2 separate regions of the Homo sapiens genome follow, and region 1 is linked to region 2. A link is an interaction called in ENCODE POLR2A ChIA-PET data of the cell type or tissue named here. Cell type or tissue: PC-3. All regions are shown on one strand. Each heading gives the region's core, and the rest is flanking DNA. Links, peaks and the distances in the headings are about the cores only.

Region 1 (2,917 bases), core at 320-2,819, 52 kb after region 2:
CTGTGCATGTGCTGTGAAGGTGGAAATGAGCCTGGCTCTTCTTTGAGACATTATTACCTGGGTGACTTTGGGTACAAGTCACTTCATTCTCTGAGCTTCAATTTTATTGCTTATTGGAGGGGGTTGGACTATTTGATGCTGGCTCTTGTTGCTTACCAGCTGTGCAGCCTTGGAGAAGTTGCATAACCTCTCTGAGCTTGGTTTTCCATCTCTGAAAAGAGGATTATTATTCCTACCTCATAGGGTGTTTGAGAAGAAGAAGGGCCATCTGTGAAAACTGTGGGATAAAATAATAATACTATAAATGATAATTGCCATTATTCTTCTTCTAGAAGAGTCCCTGAGTCTGGAAGGGTTGGGAAAAAGGACCCACTTACCCAGGAAGGCTTTCCTGGGCTTTCCACATCCATGCTGGTAACTCTGTATGGAGAGGACTTTGCAGTACCACAGGCACAGGATGAAGAGGGCCCTCGAGTCTTGAACCAGAAGGGAGCCTAATAACTGTGGGAGCCACCATGTATTGAACCCCTACTATTCTAGATGCTTTACAAATATTCCCACACTCAGCCTTGGCTCGGCCTAGCAGGGCAGATATTAACAGCATGCCCATGGCTAGTTAAGTGAGTAGAAGTGCCAGGATTTAAACTGTGCCTCTTTCTCCTTTATCACTTTGCTTTGGTTATACTCAACCAGTTTTTTAATCCTGTGTGCAATAGGGTCTTATTATTGCATTTAACATGAAAATACCTAGGTCACTAGTCAAATAGATTATTTTCAAGTATGAAGCTAATACATGTTTACTATAGCAAATAAAAGAAACATTCAGAAAAATAGAAAGACAATTCACTCACAAATTCACTACCCAGCGTTCAGAGACAACCATGCATTAACATTTTCTTCTAGTCTTTTTTTTTTTTGTAGGTTTTTCTTGTATAATTGAGATCAGGCAATAGTAAATACATTTTAAAAACCTAAAATCATTGAAATAATGAAATGACCTTGGATTGGAAGGACCTCAGAGTAGCATCAGTGTATTGAGGTTGATCTATTTCAGTGGGTCTCAACTGTGTGAGATTTTGCCCCCAAGGGGATATTTGGAAATGTCTGGAGACATTTTTGGTTGCGGGGGTTGCTACTGGCATCTCGTGGGTAGGAGGCAGGCATGCTGCTGAACATCTACAGTGCACAGGACAGCCCCTACAAGGAGAATTATCTGGCTCAAGTGTCAATAGTGCCAAGATTAAGAAACCCCTTGTCTATCTGATTAATAATTATCAAATACAGTGGTTTTGTTGGTGTTGGATACAGGGGGCCGCATCCTGCTTCTCTCCACGGCAACAAATCAGAATGCAGAAGAAGCAGCATGATTGAGTGGCGGGGAAGGCCTGTAGCTTTGACTGCGTCCCAAAGGGGTCGGGATCTCACGTTCTGCCTCTGGGTAGGACTTTGGCTTGTCCCTGTCAGTGATGCTTTCCCAGCCAGGTGACATCCTCACTGCTTGGTCAGGGGTCAGTCTGAGCATGGGGCCTGAGAGGGAAGCTGGGAGTACCACTCCCACTGACTATGATCATCAGAGGTCAGAGACACTGTGGAACTCAAGAAGTGGACACAAACACTTCTGCCAGAAGAGGGGTCCTGAGTCTATCCACACAGCCACCAGGGTGCCATGAGAACTGATCACGTCCTAACAAAGAGAGGGCCTGGGACTGGGGAGGCTCTGCACATCAGCTCCAATATCTCCACCTCCTCCCACTGTGAGGGAGCTGGGTCAGGAACCACTGCTGGTGAATCCAGAGGAGAAGAAGCAGAGACTTCTCCCCCATGGACGAGTGTGCCAGGGCTGCAGTGACAAAGTACAACACACAGAGTGGCTTACACAACAGAAATTGATTCTCTCACATTCAGGGGGCTGGAAGTCTGAGACCAAGCTGCTGTCGGGGCTGTGCTACCTCTGAGGCACTAAGGAAAAATCTGTTCCAAGCCACACTCCTGGCTTCTGGTAGTTCCTGGGTAGTGGAGGCACTGCTCCCGTCTTCATGTGGTGCTTTCCCCATGTGCGCGCCTGTCTCCAAATTCCCCCTTTTCATAAGGACACCAGTCATACTGGATTAGGGGCCCACTCTACTCCAGTATGATCTCATCTTAATCACTTATGTCTGCAACAACTATGTTTCTGAAGAAGGTCACATTCTGAGGTACTGGGGTAAGGACTTACATCTACAAATTTTGGGGGGAAACAATTAAACCCACAACAGACCCCACGTTTGGAAAGTAGTTCCAGTGTCCCTAGCCAAGTAGGAGGATCTGAATCATGCTGGCTGCTTGTGGATGCTCCTTGGTGATAGAATATTTCCTTGTAGATGTCTGTCTCCTGGAGGGTCCCCAGACCCTTTTAGTACCTGGAAGAGATAGGGATGAGGGAGCCGCTCCGAACCCCCGCTGGACCAAGGTCCCCAAGCAGGACTTAGATAAGAGGACTTAAGTGTCAAGGCAATGGCAGTGGAGGAGTTAGCCCACAGCCAAGAATCCATGTGACCTAAACCCAAATGGAGAAAAAAGCAAAAAGGAGGAAGGGAGGTTGGAGATTGGGGGTGAGGTGTGGACAAAAAAGGACAGTTGTGCCCTGGCACACTCTGCAAAGGAAGTCCTGTGGGCTGCAGAAGACATTTTTGCACCCACACTAGTTAAATAGATTGGGGTTTCCCAGAGTGGATTCTGTGGAATACCAGCTCTATGATAGATTAAATAGGTATTACATGAGGAAGAGATTCCATAGCAAAATAAGTATGGGAAGCAATGCTAAACTGGATTTGAATTTCAACAGCAAAATTTTCAAAACTTTTAATATATTAATATGGACTGTGCCTCTTCAAAAAGAGTGAATAGTAATCAGCATTCATCCACGTGATTGGATCAC
Region 2 (2,917 bases), core at 261-2,760:
GGTGCACTATCAAGCACAGTCCCACATAAGGCCACTTTGTTTCCATCCTCCGGGGTAGCACTGAGGCATGCAGGTCACATCTCAGATGGTCCTGATCAGGGGGCGATTGTCATTGGTTAAGGGCTGCCCCCAAAGAGACAAATTCCCAGGGAAAAGGATTCTGACAGCCAGAAGGGAGCCCTCCATTAAAAGAGGTGCAGGAGCTGTTGTGAAGAAAAGGCCAGTAGGAGCCAGTATGCCCCAAGATGGTGCAGCAATCCGAGCAGGTCCAGGCAGAGCGCTAATATCCTCCATGCACTGGAGAAGGCCCTGTATTCAGGCATTTCCTCTTCTCACGTGGCCTAGTCATCCCTGCCCCAACCCCACTCCCAGCCAAGGCTCTAGAGCAAGACACCTGGCCTCTTCAGAAGGCTGATCTTCCGGCTGATCTTCCCAAGCTCAGACACTCTGTGTAGGCTTCAGGTCATGCTCTGCTGCTTCTTGGGCTGTCCAGGCTTTGAAATCCTTTTAGAACCGAAAACTGCTTGCTGACTTCTAGTCACCACCTTCCACTAAAAACTGCTTGCTTGCCTGAGGATGATGGATGCATCTGTCTCCGAGGCAGGCCAGTGTTCCTGCCCTCTATCTATTGCTGTGTGCCAGCCGTTGGGCCACCTCCTGAGCACCCAGACAGGGAGGAGGCCATTTTGTCTGGCTGGTCATCTTGTCTCCCTGGAGGCTCGCCTCTCTCTCCCCACTCCTTGCAGCTTGACCCCACTCTTGATTCTGCTTACTTGGTCTATGCTTCCCTACCATGTAACAGAAGTTGGTTCTGCATTAAAGGCAGACAGTTTCACCCAGAGCTTCTAGCTCCTTTTCCTGAGGCTCTAACAGTCACCAGGTGCTACAATGACTTCCTTGGGTGGTAACACATGATGCTACCTCCTCAAGTAACTCAAATGGAGGACTTTCCAAAAGCACATCATTGTTTTAAAAACATAATCATTATTGTATTCTACTTAAACTGATACATAAATTATACTAATGATAATAAGCATAACAACAGCTCATATGTGAGTACTGTGCCATGTATTTTACATGCAATAGTTCATTTCATTCTTTACCCCAAATAGTCCTACAGGGTTGGAACTCTCATTATCACCACTTAGTTGGTGGGGAAATGAGGCTCAGAGAGGTCAAGTCAGAACTTGCAGAGCTAAGACTTGAACCCAGGTCTAGCTGAGTCCATAAAACCCACCCTCTGCTTTGTCACCCTATTATTGCCTCCCATCTCACAATGACAGAAGAGGTCTCCTACTCAGTGTTGAGGGTATTAAATAGGGATGGATAGGTCTGGCAGATGAGAGTGTTTTTCCAGAGCTTTAAATTCCAATGGTGTTTAGTCACCTCATTTATTAGATTCCTTACCCAAGAATTAAGTTAAAAAATGGGCTCTTTCTCCAAAATCCCTTTCAGATGTGTTGGCCAGCACAGCACTTTGGGGCCTTCATCACCCCAAGGTGAGTCACCATGCAAACCAGTTGTGCTTTTCTGGGAGAGGGGCTTAGACCCTCCACATAAGTTCCTTTTGAAAGAGTTTTTCCTGGAAGCCCCACAAAGTAACTGTTGCTTTTGTCTTGTTGGCCAGAACTGTGTCAAATGACTACTCAGCAAGGCAGGCTAAGAAGTAAAGTTTGAGTTTTGGTTTTTTTTTTTTTAAGTTTGGGCTTCTCTATTCTTTCCCTCCTCTGTTCAGCAATATACAAAAAGCACAATACATTGTGATCAACTAAGGTTTATACCAGGGTTACAAGGATGGTTCAATTTTAGGAAATTTATCAATATAATTCACTATATTAACAAATTAAAGGAAAATAATCATGGGGGATCACAGGCTGAGAAAACTATTTAATAAAATTAATACTTTTTTATATAGTTAGAAACAAACAAATAAGAATAAAATACCTAGGAATGAATTTAGCCAAATAGGTGCAAGAATTATATACTATAAGCTATAAAACGTTACCAAAAGAAATTAGAAAAGACCTAAATAATTAAAAAGACACCCTGTGTTATGGATTAGAAGGCTTAATATGGTTGAAATGGCAATACCACTCAAAGACATCTACAGATTCAATGCAATCATTATCAAAATACCAATGTCTTTTTTTGCAGAAATGGGAAAGCTAGTCCTAAAATTCACAAGAAATTGCAAGGGACTCCAAATAGTCAAAATAATTTTGAAAAAGATGAACAAAGTCGGAGGGTTCACACTTCCTAATTTCAAAACTTACTATAAAGTTACAGTAATCAAAACAGTGTGGTCCTGGCATAAGGATAGAAATACAGATCAATGGAATAGAATTGAAAGGTGTCTTAGTCAGCTTGGGTTGTCATAATAAAATACCATAGACTAGGTGGTTTGAACAGCAAAAATTTATTTCTCATAGTTTTGAAGGCTGGAAGTCTAAGATAAAGGTGCTGGCTGATTCAGTTCCTGGGGAAGACTCTCTTCTTGGCTTGCAGATGGCTGTCTTTTTGCTATGTCTTCACGTGGCCTTTTCTTGGAACATGCCCTTTGGAGAGGAGGGCTGAGAGAACTCTCTTCCTTCTGATAAGTCTGCTAATCCCATCATGGGGGCCTTGCAATTATGACTTAATCTAAACCTAATTACCTCCTGCTATGGTTTGAATGTGTCTTCCAAAAACCATGTATTGAAAACTTAACCCCAATGCAACAGTGTTGGGAGGTGGAGCCTAACTGGGAGGTGTTTAGGTTATGTGGACTCCACTTTCATGAATGAATTAATGCAGATTAGAAAAGGGCTTGAAGCTGCAAGTTTGAAATCTTGCTCTCTCTCTTGCTCTCTCTTGTTCATTGCCTTCTGCCATGAGATGATACAGCAAGAAGGCCCTCACAAGATGTTGGCTCCCTGAT

The links. ChIA-PET counts read pairs that join two places held together with the same protein. Peaks named below come from ENCODE experiments on the same cell type or tissue, not always from the same donor. Only the 100,000 strongest peaks of a DNase experiment are listed, where the experiment ranks them.
Region 1: POLR2A ChIA-PET joins it to region 2 with 6 read pairs; 3 of 35 experiments call an interaction of 5 or more read pairs at or near these places.

The regions. Positions count from the first base shown.
Region 1 is chr10:93,203,180-93,206,096 of GRCh38, forward strand. No RefSeq gene overlaps it. Among named protein-coding and RNA genes, the nearest start is that of CYP26A1, 130 kb to the left of the region's middle. In PC-3, for the core only: no CTCF peak of the experiment used is centred there; no DNase peak of the experiment used is centred there.
Region 2 is chr10:93,150,899-93,153,815 of GRCh38, forward strand. No RefSeq gene overlaps it. Among named protein-coding and RNA genes, the nearest start is that of CYP26A1, 78 kb to the left of the region's middle. In PC-3, for the core only: no CTCF peak of the experiment used is centred there; a DNase peak (open chromatin) is centred at 1,373.